2 separate regions of the Homo sapiens genome follow, and region 2 is linked to region 1. The links are chromatin loops, found by intact Hi-C in ENCODE. Cell type or tissue: PC-9. All regions are shown on one strand. Each heading gives the region's core, and the rest is flanking DNA. Links, peaks and the distances in the headings are about the cores only.

Region 1 (10,121 bases), core at 3,743-6,242:
TTCTACCATGTATCTGATAATTTTCTACTTGAGATTATGTGACAATGAGCCACCAATTTCTGCCCATGTCCTAGGCTTTCTGGCAGGCCTCCAATCTCTCCTTACATCTGCAGCCAACCTTAGAGAACACTGGAAATTTAAGGCAAAAATGGGCCTTTGGCATTCAACAGCCATTCTTTTTAACCTCCTCCTTTCTTAGCTATAGCATCATTCATAATGAAGTTTTCTATAAACAGGTAGAAGATAAAAGCTTTTTCTGTGGTTTTTACATCTTAATAGAAAACCCTTAAAAACCAAAACCTACAAGGTGGAAAAAAGTTCATTTTTACTTGTGGGACTTCAGGGACTGTGGTAGCATCAGATGAAAGATCAAATTTGAAAATCCTTCTCAAATTGTACCACCTGTTAATCAGGTTTGTTCTATGTACTTCCCTTCCCCTAAGATCCTGCACTAAAATATGTGTCAGAGAGTATGTAATAATCAAGACAGAGGTTAATAAGTCTCAAATGAGCAAGTAGGTCACAAGAATAGGAAGCATGGTCCATCCAATGCAAATTCCACATAGAAGCAGGAAGGGTGGCCAGGTGAACATGTAGAAATAAGAATCTGGCCTAGTCCTGGGCCAGAGTTTATGTTCTGAAAAACCAGGATTCATCTCAGTATCCCTGGAAATGTAGCAGTGCTGAGTATCTCAGTTGATGCTCCATATTGGATGGATACATGGATGGGTGGATGGATGGATGGATGGATGGATGGATGGATGGATGGATGGATGGATGGATAGATGCATGGGATTCAGGAAGAGTGACTAGGCCTTTCAATAGCCACTGATACTATCTCCTGTGCCCTTTTAATCTCCCTTACAATTCATCATCTTTCAGTTAGGAATAATGTTCAGATATTCAAGCACATACTAAAATGCTTGCATTAATTCAGTAGGTAGAATGCCTTTACTGAGTGCAATAGAGAGAATTTAATGTCAGAATGCCATTGCTCTAAGGGGCAAGGAGGAGACCTAACACTCTTTAGCTAAGACATTCTCTTTTTAATTATGTTAAGATTAACCATGAGAAAGACTATATCTCTAAGACAGAAAGCTTAAGTAGTCAGTTTCCAGATTAAAAAAATCATCACTTCTTTACAAGCATTTACAAATGCTTGTCAGCAGGCTCCAAATTCATGTTTGACAGCTACAAATGAATTCTGATGTGGGCAAGACAGTGTTTTTGAAGCCACTGTGTTAGTGCATACTTTGTTGCATACTTCAAACTTATATTAAAGGCAAGTATATTAAAATTGTTTGATCTAAAATAGAAGCCCTGGCCCATAAAACAGTCATGGACTTCTTTTTCAATCTAATTTTAACCATATTACATTTTTAAAAATTTAGAAAAAGAAAACACTATTGACGTTTTAAGTTTTTAAGTTAAAATATTCGACTTTCTATGAGAAATCCACATTTCACTCTCAAAAAAGATGACATAATGTCCTTCAATTATTTGTTCTTGAAGTACATCGGCACTTCCACAGGCAAATGAGACACTGAGTTCTAGACTAGTGGTATCCTGATTATTATTAGTTTTTTTTTTTTATTTTAAATAGAGCTGTCTAATGTATCATCAGTGTCCCCAACCAGGACTTTAGGAGAATGGGAACAGTCACCCTGGGACAGCCTCCATTTTAGGGAAGAGGAGAAAGTTCAGAGCAAACTAGAACAAAGACTCAGGATGAGGGTAGGATGGAAAGGAATGTCTCCATTTACATGCTTAACAAGGTGTGCCTTGAGTACTGGCATTTCTGTGTTGATCCCAAGTTGACAAGATTCCTGAAAATGTCAAGCTTGGAACATATTGGGCTTAGAAAGGAGTCTTTCTTCAGCGAGGGCTTCTCCCAGAATGACTAACCTGATTCCCCACCATCCCCAGCCCCCTAGCCTCCTGGTGTTATCCCAGGCCAATGACATCAATGTCATGGTAAACATTTCCATATGGGAAACCTAGAAATGATTTATTTTTCAGTTAGAAGAAAATAGATGACAAGTCCTTGAACACAAATGAAAACATTCAGAATCAAGGCCCAAAATACTCAAACTTCTCCAAGAACTCATCAATAAATTTCTCTTTGCAAGATATCCCATCAAACCACAATGACTTATTTAACTTCAAGAACTTATGCAGCCCAGTGTAGTAAACAAAGTTAGGTAAGAATCAAAATGGAAAGGTGGAATTTTGAAAGATTTTGAATTTTTTCCTCAGAAAAAGATGGAAGGGGTATGGTCTTTGGATCATTGTCACATTGATGTGGGCCACTCAGCTAGCACCTCTCATCCTCACTCAGTCCGTGCATCTGTAAAACAGGACTGATACTCACCCTATCCTAACCAAAGTATATTAAAATGTTAAGAAAAGATGAAGCTCATGATGAATGTAAATTATTACTTTTAGTTCCTTTATAATTGCCTGTTCTATTGACCAAAGGAAAGTGTCCCTGTTATCACAGTCGCTGGATTTTTCTTAAACTTTTGGTTTGAAATTTAAGCATGGAAACACCTTTCAGAAAATCAGGATACTTACTGCAAACTACCCGCCTATACCATTTAATGAATTGCAAAGGGATGGGAGACCTGGTTTGTGCTCCCAGGTCTCGGCATGTTATACTTGTGTGTAATATATGCCTTTTCTGAGTCTCAGTGAGGGATGAGTATCTGGATATTTGTGCATTTCTTTGAACTTGGAAGAAATTGCAAAGGAGGATGATGAGATGGGTCAGTAGATGTGGTGACTCAAGACGAGTCTAGAACTTGCTTACATATCTTGAGTTGCTAAACAAGCTCAGCATGCTTTCAATAAGGCAGAGCTTGTCTTTCTAGTGTGCCTTGTCCCAGTTGTCATCACATGCTTTATGATGATATTCCTAGTGGGATTTAGAGTAGGCAGACACTGAAATCACTGGGAGTTGGTACTAGTTAAGTCATTCGGCCTCAGTCTTCCCTGAGGCTAATCATGGGGTCCTCTCTGTTCCTCCCTAGTGCTTCCATATTTAGCTCTTCCTTGCTACAGGCCCCAGGGCCTTAGTCACCTCCTTATAGAATGGCCACTGTCTCGCCAGTTCACTGAGGTTCTTCCACATAACACGGTTCTCCTGTTCCCAGCAGAGAAGCATGGGCCATTTGTCCTTCGAAGGCCTGGAAGTAGACACAAATGTTACCTTCGGGGGCCAAGCATTATTTATGGTAGTCCATAAATGATTGAAGAGGGCTGGGTGAAAACAGAGACAAACTGAAGGACTGCCTGGTCCATGGGTTTTTTGTTGTTGTTTTTTGTTTTGTTTTGTAATGCGGAAATGCAGGCCCAATGTTGCCTGATCTTCTGGTTGTTGTTTTTGTTAGTTTTTTTTTTTTTTTTTCAAGAGAAACCAGAAATCTGATTTTTTTGATGTGAAATGTATTAATTGGTAAATTTTAGCAACTTAGTAAATTTTTAAAAATACATTGTCACTGGCAATATTCTGGTTCTTGAAGAAAGGAGTTTATGAGTGTTTGTTAAGCATTTTGCTTTATGGCTTATGTATACATTGTAGATAGGAGTATTATTAAATTTATCATCAAAACCTGGGCAGTGTGAGAGAATAAAGGGGAGGTGATTAATGATTTTGTCAGGGATGAGAACTTTTCACATTTTATGTCCTCCAGCTCCCTATTTTGAGGAGATGGAAAAATAAGTATCTGTAAAAAGGTATAGAGATGGGCCCTGATGGGCAGGCAGGAAGACATTCAGGCTGGAATTAACATGGTGCATTCAGGGCATCAGGAGACCTGATCAGTTTCAGAGAAAGCGCTCCAAAAGGCAATGGTTGGGATACATCTATTTGATAGGCTAGAGACAGATTAAAGACTGATATGAAAGCCAAAGCAGAGGGTTCCCAACTCAGTGTAACTGGCAATAGGAACTAACACTCGTTCTTGAGAAGGAGAGGGCAGTGGAATACAGAACAGACCAGAGGAACAGAACAGGAGATGAGATGGAGCAGGCAGGTTCACGACTTAGGATGCAGAGCACAGTTTAATACTACATTCAGCACACATTTGCTGAACACCTGCAGTGTACTGAGCACTGTCCTATGAGCTAGGAGACAGAAAGATAGGAAGGACATAATCCAGTGGGGGGGTCAGAAATTTTAAAAGAGAATCATCATGTTTCAAGGGATAGCAGAGTTGATATTGGTAGGAAGAGTGGAGGCAGCCAGATGAAGGAGGTGGGAAGTGAGAAGAGCACCCCAGGCAGAGGTGCCAGCATAAGAACGTCGTGTGAAAAGGCAGTGACCTGCTGCTCCGTGTCCTGAGCTTGGAAACCCTAGTGAGACATTAGGAGAGAGTGCAGGCAAGAGGATCCTGCAGGCCTTGAGACAGGGCAGAAAACAAGGCCTCCAGAAATGAGGCAGCAGGAGGAAGTGTATGAGAAAGCAGAATAGATCTAGAAAGAGCCAGCAGATCAGAGGATAAGATGGGCAAGTACCATGTCACAGAAGCAAAGAGAGGAAGTGGAGTTTCAACAGCGGCCTTTAACAGAGAGAGTGCGAAGGTCAGAGACCCAGAAGAAGGAGGGCTTGGCTAGAAGGTCACTAGTAGGCTCTGGCTTCCATCTCCAGATAGGCTAAGATTAAGCCAATTCACCATTTTCCCACAACTGTCAACTCTGCAGAATTGCCTTTTCTTCCTCTCAGACAGAAAGGGAAATCCCAGCTGCCTGAGCAACCGGTTTTTCACTTTCCTCCTTGTTTGCAGAGTCTAGTGGGGCTGGCCCTGGTAACCTCTGGTGATTCATCCAGCACACCCTATGACCACATCCCCATTGTGTGTGTGTAGAGAGGATGAGAGTTTATGTGTTCCTCTGAACGTTATTACAAAAGAAAAGAACATTGTTCTCTAGAAATATGAAAGAAAAAGAAAAGAACAAGGTGTTACTCTAGCATAGTTTTTTCTCAATTATCTGAGTTGTGAAAAAAAAAGTAATGAATAGTGGAGCTTCCTCAAAACAGATTCTGAGCGCTGTCAGTAGTTAACAGTAACTACTGTGGTGGAATTCCTGTGTGGATCTATTTTGGCACTGTGTTACGTAATTATTTTTATCTTAGGATCAGATCTGAATCATTCAAAGCCAATGTCTTCAGGGCACTGGTGTGACTCCAGGTGTTCTCACATGCCTGTCTTTCTTCTCAGATCACTGCCCAACACTGAATCTCAAGTGATGGACCTCAGTGCATATGAATTCGGGGCCTATATGTTTTGTAACAGCAAATCCTACCCCACTGGTGAAAAAGTCTAATAACCTGACTGATTTTCTATTTTGATGAGCCCTCAATTGAGAGATTATATTGTGGTAGTAGGTTACACCTGCCCACCATGTGAAAAACAAACAGTAAAGATTGAGAACCCAAATGTGTGTCTTTAGAAATTAATCCGTACAATTTAAAAAACTGCCAAAGGAAATGTAAAAGATAGTTTCATAATTGTTAGGTATTAATAATATCTATTCTAAATGTATGGCTTATTTTTTACTAATATAATAGAAATAAACAGGCTTGGACCTAATGTAAATTGATTCTTAAGAATTCACTGCACTAATAGTTTGGATTTTTGTGTTCATTCTATTTCTGTGGCAGGTGCTGGTCTCAGTGTCAGTGATAATGAATCTGGTCAAGGCAGCCAGGAGGGGGGCACCTTGACTGACTCCCAGATCGTGGAGCTCAGGAGGATACCCATCGCCGACACTCACCTGTAGCACCTCACTAACCATTCGACTGAGCACACTTTCATATTTGTATCAGCTTTTGTGCTAAAACTCTCTAAGTACATCCACCTGTGTAATAGGAACCTGTGAATTGTACTGGATGATTAATACAAACGTGATTGTTGTATTTGGAGTATAAATTACTGATTGTATGTGACCTGAAAATTCACTGCTATAAGAAAGGTGGAGTCAGTTTGTATCAGTTAATAGGATGTTCATATTCCAAGGATATTAGTTGTTTTTTTAATCATCCTATATGGCTAACATTGTTTAATGAAAGTAATAATCAATAAAGCAATAGAATCTATTTGGTATCATCCAGCTTCATTATTGATAAAGAAACATTGTGCATGGGCAAAAAAAGCTAACTCTATATGTAGATGATGACAAGCACCCTGTGCCATCTTGCATGAATCCAGGTGATCCAGATTCAAGACTTCACTGCAACTAGAAGACTTTAATTCTGAAAACTGTAAAATGGTCTGTCTGTTGATGATCCTGCACATAAATGTTGATTGGAGTACTGAAGTTGGCCTAGTCTTTCAACAGTATGTATTTCTGCTCATTATAAAATTAGGGATCTGAACACTTCTCAGAATGAATGTTCTGTCCCCAGTTAAAAATAACTCCATCAAGCATTTTTTTCACGCAGTTAGAAGAGGATCTTTCAAACAATGCAGAGTTTGTTTTAGAGAAACATTTCTCAGTTTGGATTTTTCAGTCTTTCTTTGTCTTGGAATGAGACATCAGAAAGTCTATCCCAGAACAAACGCTGTTGTGTTCGTGATGATTTCATTGACTATAGTTCCAGAAGAATCATCAGGAACAGAACAAGTTTGTCCTGAGGAAGGCATTTTGACTTTTTATTTTGGAATTCTTAAGTATGTTTGAGAAAATCAGTATCATCTCAAGAAAGGTTAAAAAGATTAGCTAAGAGAAAATTTTGTTCTGTTAATAATTTTCCTTAGAGCCATAATTAAAAGATCCAAGTGCTTTATCATCGCTATTAAGGGTGGCTTTATTTGTTATAAAGCCTGAGGTGGCATTATTTATCTTGATAAATTATAAAATGTCTCCTTTTCCTGTGAGTCCTCCCCTTCCCCTACCCCCTTCGTCTTATATTGAGTTTCGATAAGTAGACTGTCACTGTAAGTAGAAAACAAAGGGTCAGGAGCAGTGGCTCATGCCTGTAATCCCAGCACTTTGGGAGGCCAAGGTGGGAGGATCCCTTGAGTCCAGGAGTTCAAAACTAGCCTGGGTGACATGGCAAAACTCTGTCTCTACAAAAAAATACATTAGACATCTAATTGTCTAACAAAGGCAATTGTTGGTAGCTCTTTTCTTTTCTACGTGTTGCCAAAATTTGAGAAAACCTGACCAAAAAAGGTTGCTGGGTTTCTATTGCTATTCAAATTGCCATCATGATAAAAAATCAAAAGGGCTACCTGCCACTGTTCAGCTTGATTCTTTTAAATATTGGAAGGAAAACCCAAGGTTTTACAAGCCACAGTGCTAAAAACAAATAAGATTCATATGCCAATAGCAACAATAGTTTGCCATTCTGTTTCCTCCAAATGTGCATTAAAGTGGGACACCTGCCATATAGTACTATGTAGGGAGAAGCAAATAAAATCAAATTCTCAAAAATGAAAACGGAAAGGCTAGGACTCTAACACTTCACCTGTGATCTTTCTCTTTAAGTAGGATTGGTCCTCTTTTTCTCCATGACATTTCCTTAACGCCTTTACTGAGATATCATTCACATTCCATAAAACCTATTTAAAGTATACACTTCAATGGTATTTGGTATATTACGTTATTGGAGTTTTTAAAAATTGTAGTAAAATATGTATAAAATGTATTATTTTAACCATTTTAAGGGTATAATTCAGTGGTTTAATTACATTCACGATGTTTTGCAACCATCACCTTTATCTATTTCCAGAATGTTTTCATCACTCCAAACAGAAACTCTGTATACCCCTTCTCCATCACATTTTCTTTCCTCTGTAGGAGATACCTGACATTTCCTTGGCAATGTCTTCACTTTTCTGCATTTTTGTGATTACTTTATTGCATTTGTTTTTGTTTTACGTTTTTAGTATTTTAGAACATTAAAATAAAAAAGGATTTTTCATAATTTGGATACAAGTACAGAGAGGTATGCACATGGGTTACAGGATGATGATAGAACTGGTGGAATTTCAAGACAGGAAATACCAGTTGAATGAAAATCTTAGTAAACAAAACACAGAAAAGCATTTCATTCTGGAACTTGAGTTTTGCGTTGATTTTCAATCTCTTGAGATACTTTAAGGTTTAATCAACATTTTCCATGCCTCCCAAATCTGATCACGGAAGTTTAAACATAATGGAGGTATGAAAAAAAATGCCATTTGGGAACTGAACTCCCAAACAATTTCACCTTGTGTTTACCAGCACTTAAGATCCTAAGGCCTCTGGGTAGATTTGTTTGAGGTTAAGTGTCAATCAGATAAGTAAGTGATGTTGACCTCAAAGTGTCTGGATGCCAGAGTAGATCTCCCTTGGACACCCTGACTTTGGCAGAAACAAAGAAAGCACCAAGGCCATGCCTATGTTCCATATGGCCTTCTAATTGTTAATGTCATAGACCCAGTCCTTCCAATGCTTCTCTAGCAGGATCCAAGTCAAAGGACCACATATTCAATGAGTAATATTTACAGAATGGACCAAATGACTGAGGCTGGGAAACTCTTTCATCATCTTGCATCTCTTCTACTCTTTTTTTTTTTTCTTTTTTGAGATGGAGTCTCACTCTGCCTCCCAGGCTGGGGTGCAGTAGCTCAATCTTGGCTCACTGCAACCTCACCTCCTGGGTTTATGTGATTCTCCTGCCTCAGCCTCCCGAGTAGCTTGGATTACAAGTGCACGCCAGTGCACCCAGCTAAGTTTTTGTATTTTCAGTAGAGACAGGGTTTCACCATGTTGTCCAGGCTGGTCTCAAACTTCTGACCTCAGATGATCTGCCCGCCTTAGCCTCCCAAACTGCTGGGATTACAGGCGTGAGCCACCATGCCCAGCTACTTCTAGTCTTTTTGACTGACTAGTGAAATAAAATACAACTCAGCTGAGTGATATTGAGAAAACGTAGTTCATACATTCTGATTTTATTCTTACTCAATTATTCTCACCTACCCAAACTTTTATTCCATAAAAATGTCAACACTGTAGTAGAAAAGCAAATTCACCTTTATAAACATTTAGAAACACCCAGATGCTTTATTAAACTATAGTGCATACTAGCTAGCACATGCGTGAATACATGCACAATATTCCTAAGGAAAACACATTATTTTCGTGGTAATCTATAACTATTCAAACCACCTTGACAAGTTAGGCAACTACTTTAATTAGGAATTGACTACACTGGAGATAAAAGTGTTTAACAAAGAATTTATTCAAAACAACCCAGATACTTATTGATGCTTCAGTATCATTGATTTATGGTTAACAAACATCTTTTATAAACTAAATTACATGGTTTCAAGAAGAAATGCAAATGGCGAATAACCATGCTTCCTGTCATCTGTGACAATGGGATACTGTTATCAAATACTACTGTCATGGTCCTTGGGAATACTATGGATGTCTCATTTCAGTTCCCAGCCTGGCCCCTGCAGTGGACTCAGCAACTGGATCTACCTATTAGAACCAAGGTTGGAGCCAAAGTTTCTAAAACTGACATAGCTCTAGAAATTTATGAGCACTTTCAGTACATGAAATAGTATTTTAGGACTGTGAAAAAACGTAAGTAATCACTGCTTTCTAATAGATACAATAATTCAAATTTTAGCAAGATCAAACTTTACTTTTTGCCTGTGATAAACCTTTATGAGTTTGTAAACAAATCACAAATTTGATTTTTTTTAAATTTAGGATTGTACTCCTAGCATTTGTTTTGTAACACTAATGAAGGAAAGAGACAATGCAAACCATTTCAACATCACTATTTTGAGCTTTGGTATGGTTACATTTATTTCAGAGGTAATGGGGTGTGTGTGTGTGTGTGTGTGTGTGTGTGTGTGTGACGCTGAAAAGTTCTGGGGGCCGGGTGCAGTGGCTCACACCTGTAATCCCAGCACTTTGGGAGGCCAAGGCAGGCAGATCACTTGAGGCCAGGAGTTTGAGACCAGCCTGGCCAAAATGGTGAAACCCAATCTCTACAAAAAATACAAAAATTAGCCAGGCATGGTGTCAGGTTCCTGTAAGGCTGAGGCAAGAGAATTGCTTGAACCCAAGAGGCAGAGGTTTCAGTGAGCCTAGATCGTGCCACTACACCTCCAGCCTGG
Region 2 (10,121 bases), core at 2,739-5,238, 57 kb after region 1:
AAAATTAGCCAGGTGTGGTGGCAGGCGCCTGTAATCCCAGCCACTCGGGAGGCTCAGGCAGGAGAACTGCTTGAACTGGGGGGACGGAGGGGGCAGTGAGCAGAGATCACGCCATTGCCCTCCAGCCTGGAAGCCTGGGTGATAGAGCAAGACTTCGTCTCTAATAATAATAATAATAATAATAATAATAATAATAACCTAAGCCTAAATTGGGGCATTTTTAGCTTAGCCCTTTCAACATAAAATATTTTTATGATATAAAGATGTAACTTTTATGTAATGACTATTATATTTCAAGTTAATCACAGATCTAGACCTTTATTCTTCACCTGCAATTCTTTTCTTTCAGCTCAATGAAGAGCATCTAATTTTTAAAGGACCAGTTAGGGCCAGGCGTGGAGGCTCACGTCTGTAATCCCAGCACTTTGGGAGGTTAAAATGGGTGGATCACTTGAGGCCAGGAGTTTGAGACTAGCCTGGCCAACAAGGGAAGACTCCGTCTCTACTAAAAATACAAAAATTAGCCAAGCGTGGTGGTGCACCCCTGTAATCCCAGCTACTTGGGAGGCTGAGGCATGAGAATGGTTTGAACCCAGGAAGTGGTAATGGGGTGAGCAAAGATCATGCCACTGCACTCCCACCTGGGTGACAGAGTGAGACTCTCTGTCTCAAAAAAAAGGCCCAATTAGCACAACTGAAACTGATCCAGCCAGAGAAGTGTTCCATCAGGTAAAACATTACATAAGGTTAAGTTCACTGGGCATTAGTTAAATGGGCTATTTTAAATAAATATACTCCCTGTGTTACATTTTAATATGAGCAATCTCTTTCTTACATGTGCCCAAGTGGTCCTGGAAATTCCCTCCTCTTCCCTCCACATGGCAGCCACTCATTCTTATTTAGGGTAGAGATGAATAACACTTAGAGAGGAGCAGGGATGGCAAAAGGAAAGGAGGGGCCAGGCACAGTGGCTCATGCTTGTAATCCTAGGGCTTTGAGAGGCCGAGATGGGAGGATCGCTTGAGGCCACGAGTTCGAGGTCAGCCTAGTCAACATAGCAAGACCTCATCTCTATTTTTAAAAAAATTGACTAATTAATAATAATAATTTAAAAATAATAAAAGGAAAGGAGGCTCTCTTCCTCTTTGCAAAGAAGAAAAGGAAGGAGTTAAACACAGAAAAGGAAAAGGATCAAGGATTTGGAGAGATGAAAAATCATTTTTTCATTCCCCTAACAATCTTGGTTGAGGAAATCCAGGTGGAAGGAAAGGTGGAAGGGGGAAGAGAGAATGGAGAAAGATTGGAGGGAGAAAGCAGTCACAATAATAAGACACAGCTCATTATAGCTGTGGTTCTCCTTAACTCCTGGTTGTCCTCTCACCCAAGAACACATTTCAATTAGCTTGAGTGAGACAGAAGAGTTTATTGGGCAGATACAAAAATATCTTATAGAAAGCACACTCAGACCACAGGAGGGATTGGTATCTACAACAGCAAATTGATAAGCTGTAGGGAAAATTCTTTCCCTCTGGCTTTCTTGCTGGTTTTCTCTATTTCTCCCTTCCTCATCTATTCCTTCTCCCTCTCCCTCCCCATCTCCAACCCATGGTTCCTCATCTCTTCTCCCTGTGTGTTTTTCCTTCTTCCTCTATGTGTGCTGTTCTCTGCCGGTCCATTCGCGAGATAGGCCTGGCTTCCTGTAGCTCCAGGGAATCTCTTCATTTCAAACAACCAGTAGTTAACTGGTATTCTTGTCCCAGGTCCAAACTCTCAAGTTGAAATATTTAGTTGGCCTAGCCTAGATCAGGTGTCCACCATGGTTCCATGAGATCTGGTCAGTTAGTTCCATCTAACTGCCAAGGTATCTACTTTTGTTGGGGAGTTGGGAGAGACACCAAGTAGCAGAAAGGGGAATTACGGACTAAACAAGCAGCTTCATTTAGTTCTACAACCCTTTGCAACCTTGTCCCAGGCTCTTGCGTGGTGTCCTTAGTCTCCAGCCCCTATCCCAAGAGTTTTCAACCTCTTACAACACTGTTTCTCACGGTGTTGTCCAGGTCGCTTGCATCAAAGTGTGTTCATTAAAAATGTGGATACCTAAGCCCCTTACTCCAGACCTATTCCAGAAGCCTTGTGTGTTAAATACACCTTAGGGACTGGTTTGAAAATCTCAGTGCTAAGAAGACTGTATTGGAAAACTCACTCTGAGTTTTGAATAAACTTTTGAAATAATAATTATAGATATAATTATGATATTAATAGATAATATTTATTAAATATTATAATAATAATCCTATAAATAATTATGTTATATAATTATAGATAATATATATTATTTTATAAATAACTATTATAGATAATATTTATTATAAATAATTATTATTACAGATATTTATTATAGATAATAAATGTAAAACACTAGTTATAAAAAGTATATAGCACTCTCTAGATTAAAAGGATATTTATTTTTGAATTTCAGAAAGTACAGAGAAGTTGCTATTATGCCAAAAGTAATATGCAGAATTTTCTTCTTTATTTACATGCCATACCATTTACTTTGTGCATCCACAATTCCTATTAAGTCTGTAAGGAGCCCAAGAAATCTGCATTAGTGTTTATCACATTTCTGGCTTTTTCACAGCCATCTTGATGAGTCCCTATTCTGAGTTTATTTTCTCTTCATTTCTAGCTCTATCTAGATAATCCTAACATGTTTATCTCAATACAACTATGTACTAGGTCTCAACATCAAATGCCACTGCCACTCTCCTATGAAAGTCATCTACAACAAAACTTACGCTAGTCCTCCTTACCTACGGATTGATCATCAGTACACACTCATTTTCTCTGACTAAATTCTCTCCTTCACTATTTCTCCAAGCTTGTGCTTCTCAAATTTGGATACATACATTTCCAGGGAGGTATAATTTTAGATCAGGAGCCATAAGACAATGTTTCTCACTGGAGCATTTATTTAAGTGAGGATTTGGATGATTAAATAACTTAACTGGAAAGCAACTATATGAGTTATTTTTGTCTTAAATAAGACCTGGATATGTTAAATAGAAAGATACAAATTTACATTAAATTTTAAGAAAAAAGGTGGGCCTTCAAAAAATATGTGCTATGTCCTCCAAGTTCCCAATCTTGGGTGCCTTATTTACTTGATAATATGTTATCAGTTTAGCTGATCTTCTTGAAACACACACATTCAACAACTATGCAAGTACTAGTTTAAACGATAAGAAAAGCTTGCAGAAAAATGTCAGTCAGGCCCAGCATATCATCTCCCCTTTCTATCTCATTCTAACTGAATCCCAAGGGTCGCTGGTTTTCAAGGGGTTGGGTCAGAGCCAAAAGAAAGCAATTTCATTTTCAAGTAAGTGTAGCATTCAGTAGATCTTGAGCAAAGTAAATATCCTCGGAGCTGGTTTCATAATAGGTTCCTCCTATGAAGACTGGCTCCAACCAGTTCTTGGGAAACGTGCTTACAGACAAGAATTGCCCAACTGATTTCAGTAGACAAGAAAGTACACAGGGCAGCAGAGGTCAAGCCAATGACTGTACAGCCTATACACATCTTTATGGATAAATTAATCCCCAAAACAATGGCACATACTTACTTAGTATTAAGACTTAGATAACACAATCTAAAGAGCTCAAGGCATTCTTCATAAAAACTTAAAAGTAAACAATGATGTTCATTCTTTTCTGGCTGACAGGGTGAAAATTACCTCCATGGGGCTTGGCCATACAGATAGCTTGAGTAGACAGCTGCCCACACAGTGTAATTTGAGGGGAGCCACAAGGTTCTGTCTGTTGGAAAACATATTCCCCTTTGATTTCTCAGAGCATAGCCTTCCCCAGATTCCTGGCTTCCATTCTCACCATTAGTCACCAGAGTTAGATACTAAGTAGAAGCAGTACGTCCATAAAGTCATTGCGGAAATGTATACTTAAATGACCTGAGAGGGGCATTGGGTTTTTTCCCATTTATACAATAAAACACATTCACACATTAACATGGATTAGTTTACCTTGGTTAATTGTCAATCTGGAAAGCAAATGCTAGGATTCTGATGGCATGTGACATAAAATAGTAAGCTTTTGATGACAATTGAGGCATGGGTTTCATGGGAATCAGAAGACCTGGTTGGGCCCAGCAGAGGGCACTCTAGGAAACCAGCACAAGAAGATTAGACACAACATAGTAGAGATAGACTTACTAAATTTAGCTTTTTATTCCTTTGTAATTTTTGCTAAGCCAGCCCCGACCACCACAAAGCAAATAGGACCACTTTAAAGTTAACTGGTCATGAGTAGAGTGCCCAGGAGGCAGCAAATTGCTTCTGAATTCTGAAAGTGCCAAAACAATCGTCATCATCATCATCATCACCACTACTAAAAGCCATATACATTTCTCAATAGCTTCTGGTAGAATCAATCGCTTTCATCCCTCTGGTGGGTAATATAAAGGAGCTGGCAGAAAACATGGAGAAAGAGAATTAGAAAGGCCAGAGGAAACTCACAACTGATAAGCAGAGGCTGGGGATGGTAGTAAAAAGACAGCTAAGGCTGAACACAGAGGTTCATGCCTATAATCCTAGCACTTTGAGAGGCCAAGGCAGGAGGATCACTTGAGCTTGGGAGTTCAAGACCAGCCTGGAGCCAGGCGCGGTGGCTCACACCTGTAATCCCAGCACTTTGGGAGGCCAAGGTGGGTGGATCACCTGAGGTCAGGAGTTTGAGAGCAGCCTGGACAACGTGGTAAAACCCTGTCTCTACTAAAAATACAAAAATTAGCCGGGCATGGTGGTGCGTGGCTGTAATCCCAGCTACGTGGGATGCTGAGGCAGGAGAATCGCTTGAACCTGGGAGGCAGAGGTTGTAGTGAGCCGAGATTACGCCACTGCACTCCAGCCTGGGTGACAGAGTGAGACTCTGTCTCAGAAAGAAAGAAAGAAAGAAAGAAAAAGAAAGAAAGAAAGAAAGAAAGAAAGAAAGAAAGAAAGAAAGAAAGAAAGAAAGAAAGAAAGAAAGAAAGAAAGAGAAAGAAAAAAAGACCAGCCTGGACAACATAGCGACACCCCATCTGTACAAAAAATACAAAAATTAGCCAAGTGTGGTGGTGCACACCTGTAGTCCCAGCTACTAGGAAGGCTGAAGTGGGAGGACTGCTTGAGCCCAGGAGGTCGAGGCTGCAGTGAGCCGAAATTACACCACTGCACTTCAGACAGGGTGACAGAGCGAGACCCTGTCAAAAAAAAAAAAGACAGCTAAGATAACATCGTCACTGATTGCCACGTAAAGTAGATTGCTGGAATGGCTACAAAATTCTTTTACTATCTGACACTGGTTTGTTCACATACCTGTAAAGTATTTATAGAAATTCACAGATAGATCAGGTAGAGCCAGATCAGTTAACTCTTAGAGAGCCAGAGGACACTTTCTCCACACAGCAAATCAAATTGTTCCTGAGGAAAAGCATGGAGTTCACTTTAGGTACACAAAGATAATCCCAACATAGACTTGACAGTGTGCTTGCTGTAAAAATGAGTTTTGAAAAATTATCAAAAAAATTAATAATCAGTGATCATGTAGAGCAAAACACAGGTATCCAACACATTAGGTTAATGCAAAAGGAATTGCGGGTTTTACCGTTTTAAAAGTAATACAGCAAGGCCAGGCGCAGTGGCTTATGCCTGTAATCCCAGCACTTTGGGAGGCCGAGGTGGGTGGATCACTTGAGGTCAGGAGTTCGAGACCAGCATGGCCAACATGGTGAAACCCTGTCTCTACTAAAAATACAAAAATTAGCTGGGCGTGCTGGCGGGTGCCTGTAATCCCAGCTACTGGGGAGGCTGAGGCAGGAGAATCACGTGAACCCACGAGGCGGAGGTTGCAGTGAGCTGAGATTGCACCACTGCACTCCAGCCTGGGTGACAGAGTGAGACTCCATCTCAAGAAAAAAAAAAAAAAAAAAAGCCAGTTGCACCTATAATCCCAGCTACTCAGGAGGCTGAAGTGGGAGGATCGCTTGAGCCTAGCAGTTTGAGGCCAGCCTGGGGAACAAGGTGAGACCCCCATCTCCAAAGTAACAAGAATAATAATAATAAAAATAATAATTTGTCTTTAACAATGATCCTATCTTCTGACCTAAACCAATATAAAAGTGTTAATCTTTGATGAGAGAAGAGGATATAGGGAAGGTCAAGGGCTAGAATTGTCCCTGTCACTGTATTTATTATACCTTTTGTTGTTTATCTTGCTCCACTGTACTGTATACATTTTCTGTGTGCAGAGACAAAGTGCTTGGGCTTGGTAAATGCTCAGTAAACATTGATTGATTGAATAAACACAATACTTTACTTAGGGCTGAGGTAGAACTTGAGTGATAGCACAATTGGAGGTGATAGGAGGAAATCTAGTCAGGCTGATGGAACTTGGTGCACAGTATGTGTGCTTACGGGCAACAGGTATCAGTGATATCCAAAAAAGAAGTTCTCGACAAGCCATTGGTCAAATGGCAGAAGCCCAAATATGGGAAATCCAGAAGTGGCAGCACGCAAAAGTACATGTACATGGAGAGATAGAATTAGGAAAATCTGTCAGCCAATAGCCAAATCCCGCCATTGGATTGGTGTCAGAGGAGATTACAGTCATTGAGAAGGCATCCACATCAACAAGGCAGAGGCCAGGTTCTAGAATATAAAGTTATCAAGATAGAAATACAGATGTTTTTAGAAGTGGGAGCTTCCAAAACCAGGTTAAACGGAAGCAGTGGTTCGGTTTCATTAAGAAGGAAAGCAATAGTAGCAGTCTGGCAACAGATGTTATTGGTCCATTTTACAGATCAGAAAGCTGAGGCTCAGTGAGAATATGTAAACTTGTCGAAGGCCATACAGCTAATTTAAATTCGTGATTCTGGTTTAAAAATAAAGCCTACCTATGTCGGGTGTGGTGGCTCACACCTGTAATTTCAACACTTTGGGAGACAGAGGTGAGTGGATCACTTGAGATCAGGAGTTCAAGACCAGCCTGGCCAACATGGTGAAACCCCATATCTACTAAAAATACAAAAATTAGCCAGGTGTGGTGGCACACACCTGTAATCCCAGCTACTCAGGAGGCTGAGGCAGGAGAACCGCTTGAACCCGGGAGGCAGAGATTGCAGTGAGCTGAGATCATGCCACTGCACTCCAGCCTGGGCAATAGAGTGAGACTCTGTCTCAAAAAAAGATGTCAAAAAAAAAATAAAATAAAGCCTAGCTAAATCCAAATCCAATTATTCTTCTTTTTCTTACTTTAGCCTGTAACTCTTAAAAATTTAGTTACTGGAACTGGTAAGTCAGACTAGCTTTGTAACTCGATTTTGAATCTTTCAGACATCTTGCAGCACTGGACTAGAACTCCTCAAATTAGCTCTTAATGGTTGCAGAGCTGGGGATGGAGCTGAAACTACAACAATGGTTCTCAACCTTGCCTGCACATTGGAATTATCTCCAGTGTTTAAAAAATGCAGATGCCTAGGTTCCACCACCAGAGATGATAATTTAATTGATCTGAGGTATGGCTCATGCATCAGGACTTTTTTTTTTTTTTTTTTTGAGACGGAATCTCGCTCGGTCGCCAGGCTGGAGTGCAGTGGCGCAATATCAGCTCACTGCAACCTCCGCCTCCCGGGTTCAAGAGATTATCCTGCCTCAGCCTCCTGAGTAGCTGAGCCTACAGGCATGCGCCACCACACCCAGCTAATTTTTGTATTTTTAGTAAAGAAGGCGTTTCACGATGTTGGCCAGGATGGTCTCAAACTCTTGACCTCGTGATCTGCCCACTTCGACCTTTCAAAGTGCTGGGATTTACAGGCGTGTGCTACTGTGCCTGGCCACATCAGGATTTCTTAGGGTCCCCCTAGATGATTCTAATGTGCATCCAAGCTGGAAACTACTGGCTTAGAAGCAGAAGTCAAGAGGCCTCAGCTGTTTGCAGAGGAAACCTATGGTCGCTTGTATATTTCAATGGGATAGGAAAAATACTAGAAGACTCATGGGCTTGCATTTTTTTTTTCTTGAACAAGTGGACCATAGCCGACTCTTTGTTTTTCCAGTTTAACCTTAGAAAATATGCCCAAAGTCAACAGGTATACAATTAACCTTACAAGTCAAATGGTTCCATGTTCTTAGATTCTAAGTGCTAGTTGTGTGTGACCCTAGGCAAGGTTTTAGAACTGAATCTCCCAAATTGCTCATTACTATTCTATGCTTGGCTAAAACTCTTACATCACCCCACAATGGAATGTGACCCAAGTCAAGAAGAAAACAAAAACATTTGTGTTGTTTTCATGATTAGTAATGGGAATGAAGAAGGATTGAGGTATCTCAAAACAACTTGTACTTTTCCCAAACTATTTAAGACCTGATTCATGTAATACTTACTAATCTTGATGCCTACAAATGATACAGTACATGTATAATTTCTGGATGTGTAAATTCTAGACATTTAATTTGCTTGGACCAAATCCTAATCATAGAACTTGTTTATTATTTAAGGTACACACTTAATACAGCAAATACAACAAGTTTCCTATCGCCAGCTTCCATGATCAGAATTCTTGTGCACAGCTCCCTAATAGGAAACAATTAATTATACAATAAATACATGTTTGTTTAGGGTCACTATACATCTTTGTGTGCCTGGAATTGTCCTGGTTTACACCTGTCATTCCAGAATAATTATTAATAGCACCCTCTCTCACTCTCAAAATTGTTTCATTCTTGGTGATAAATTTTCTGGGTACCCTTACACATAGCTCACTCAATCTGCCCTTGCTCTGAAACCACTATAGTGATACATCATGTTTGGAATGTGGTCTATTTCTATTTTGAACACTCCAATAGCTATTCAAGAAAATAAGGCCATTGAAACATTAATCAGTGGATCAACATGTCTTCTTTACATTTTTAAAGAAACATAGAACTGCTTGAACAAATAGGAAACAAATAACAAACTGATAGACATAATCCTAAATATATCGGTAATTACATTTATTCCAGCATAAATGAACTGTAAGTAATTGTATTGTCAATCGATTAACAACGTGATGATAAAACACCATTTCCTCAAGCACAAGGTGATAGTGTGGGTTTCTTGTGGCTGCATAGTTGTCTTTCTCCTTGAACGTGCTCCATCTGGCAATGTCACAAATATCACACAGTCCTCTGAATAATTAGACTACCTAGACAAAGTTTTGAAGCATTATTATCTAGCACTGATCAACCAAAAGTACATACTTGTCCAGCATGGAAACTCCTTGACTCAATCAGCACATCTGACCTGGATGAAATCCAAAAACTGAACAGGTTGTAGGTTTTGCTACCTCTGGCACATAGCCAAAACTTGTGGTATGATTTATCTCAAACTATGAACAGTATATGCAGATAGTGGTTCAAGACTAGCGTGACCAAAATAAGGTTTTGAAAGAGAAGGGGGACACCATAATAATTACACTAGCCCAAAATGGATAATTTGAGACTGTCTTGGGTAAACCAGACTACAGTCACTCTAGTCAAGACAAAAAAGAAAAAAGAAAAAGAAAGCAGGACATTGCATTTTATCTACTTCCAAATCCAAGGATTGCTCTTCTAACCAAATCAGGCTGCATTTAGAGAGATGGGTCACAGTTAACAAAATGATTTCTGTATTTCATGGTGTACTCTCATTTCCTTGTTTTATTTATCTTCCAAGTATGTTCTTTTATAGAAGTATATTTTATGGCAACATCAATGAGCAAGAAAATGTCTTGGGGAAAAGTGTCCAAGATAATAAAGGTTCTGGAGAAAAAGAGTCATTTGAGAAATGGGGTGCATTATTTGTATGAAATCTGACTTCAAACACTGTAAGGAGTGTCATTTTTAAGTAGGAATGGGCACGTGCTGAACTCCACGGAGCAGAGCATAAACAGATAGATGTTTTTAAAATCCAAGGAAGCAAATTTTAATTCCACATAAGGAAGAACTTTAACACTTACTGGCAACAGAATAAGTTGCTGAATAGAATAGAAAATATATCAGTATGGGAAGTATACAAGTAGAAGCTCAGTAGCCATCAGTAGTGTTACAGAG

What was found. Peaks named below come from ENCODE experiments on the same cell type or tissue, not always from the same donor. Only the 100,000 strongest peaks of a DNase experiment are listed, where the experiment ranks them.
Region 2: a loop joins it to region 1, with 4 times the contacts of the local background. A loop is called at or near these places in 6 of 110 quality-filtered maps.

What each region holds. Positions count from the first base shown.
Region 1 is chr5:91,158,120-91,168,240 of GRCh38, forward strand. ADGRV1 (adhesion G protein-coupled receptor V1) reads left to right here. Exons shown (of 90, transcript NM_032119.4): 90 at 5,663-6,318. The coding sequence ends at 5,781. The region is part of intron 6 of LOC107986432 (a long non-coding RNA gene); the gene reads right to left. Among named protein-coding and RNA genes, the nearest start is that of LUCAT1, 150 kb to the right of the region's middle. RefSeq lists enhancers at 4,587-4,636, 4,657-4,786. In PC-9, for the core only: no CTCF peak of the experiment used is centred there; DNase peaks (open chromatin) are centred at 4,792 and 5,142; H3K4me3 peaks cover 608 bases; H3K27ac peaks cover 2,500 bases.
Region 2 is chr5:91,215,812-91,225,932 of GRCh38, forward strand. All of the region lies in intron 3 of LOC107986432 (a long non-coding RNA gene), which reads right to left. Among named protein-coding and RNA genes, the nearest start is that of LUCAT1, 94 kb to the right of the region's middle. In PC-9, for the core only: CTCF peaks have their summits at 4,100 and 4,300; a DNase peak (open chromatin) is centred at 3,660; H3K27ac peaks cover 2,095 bases.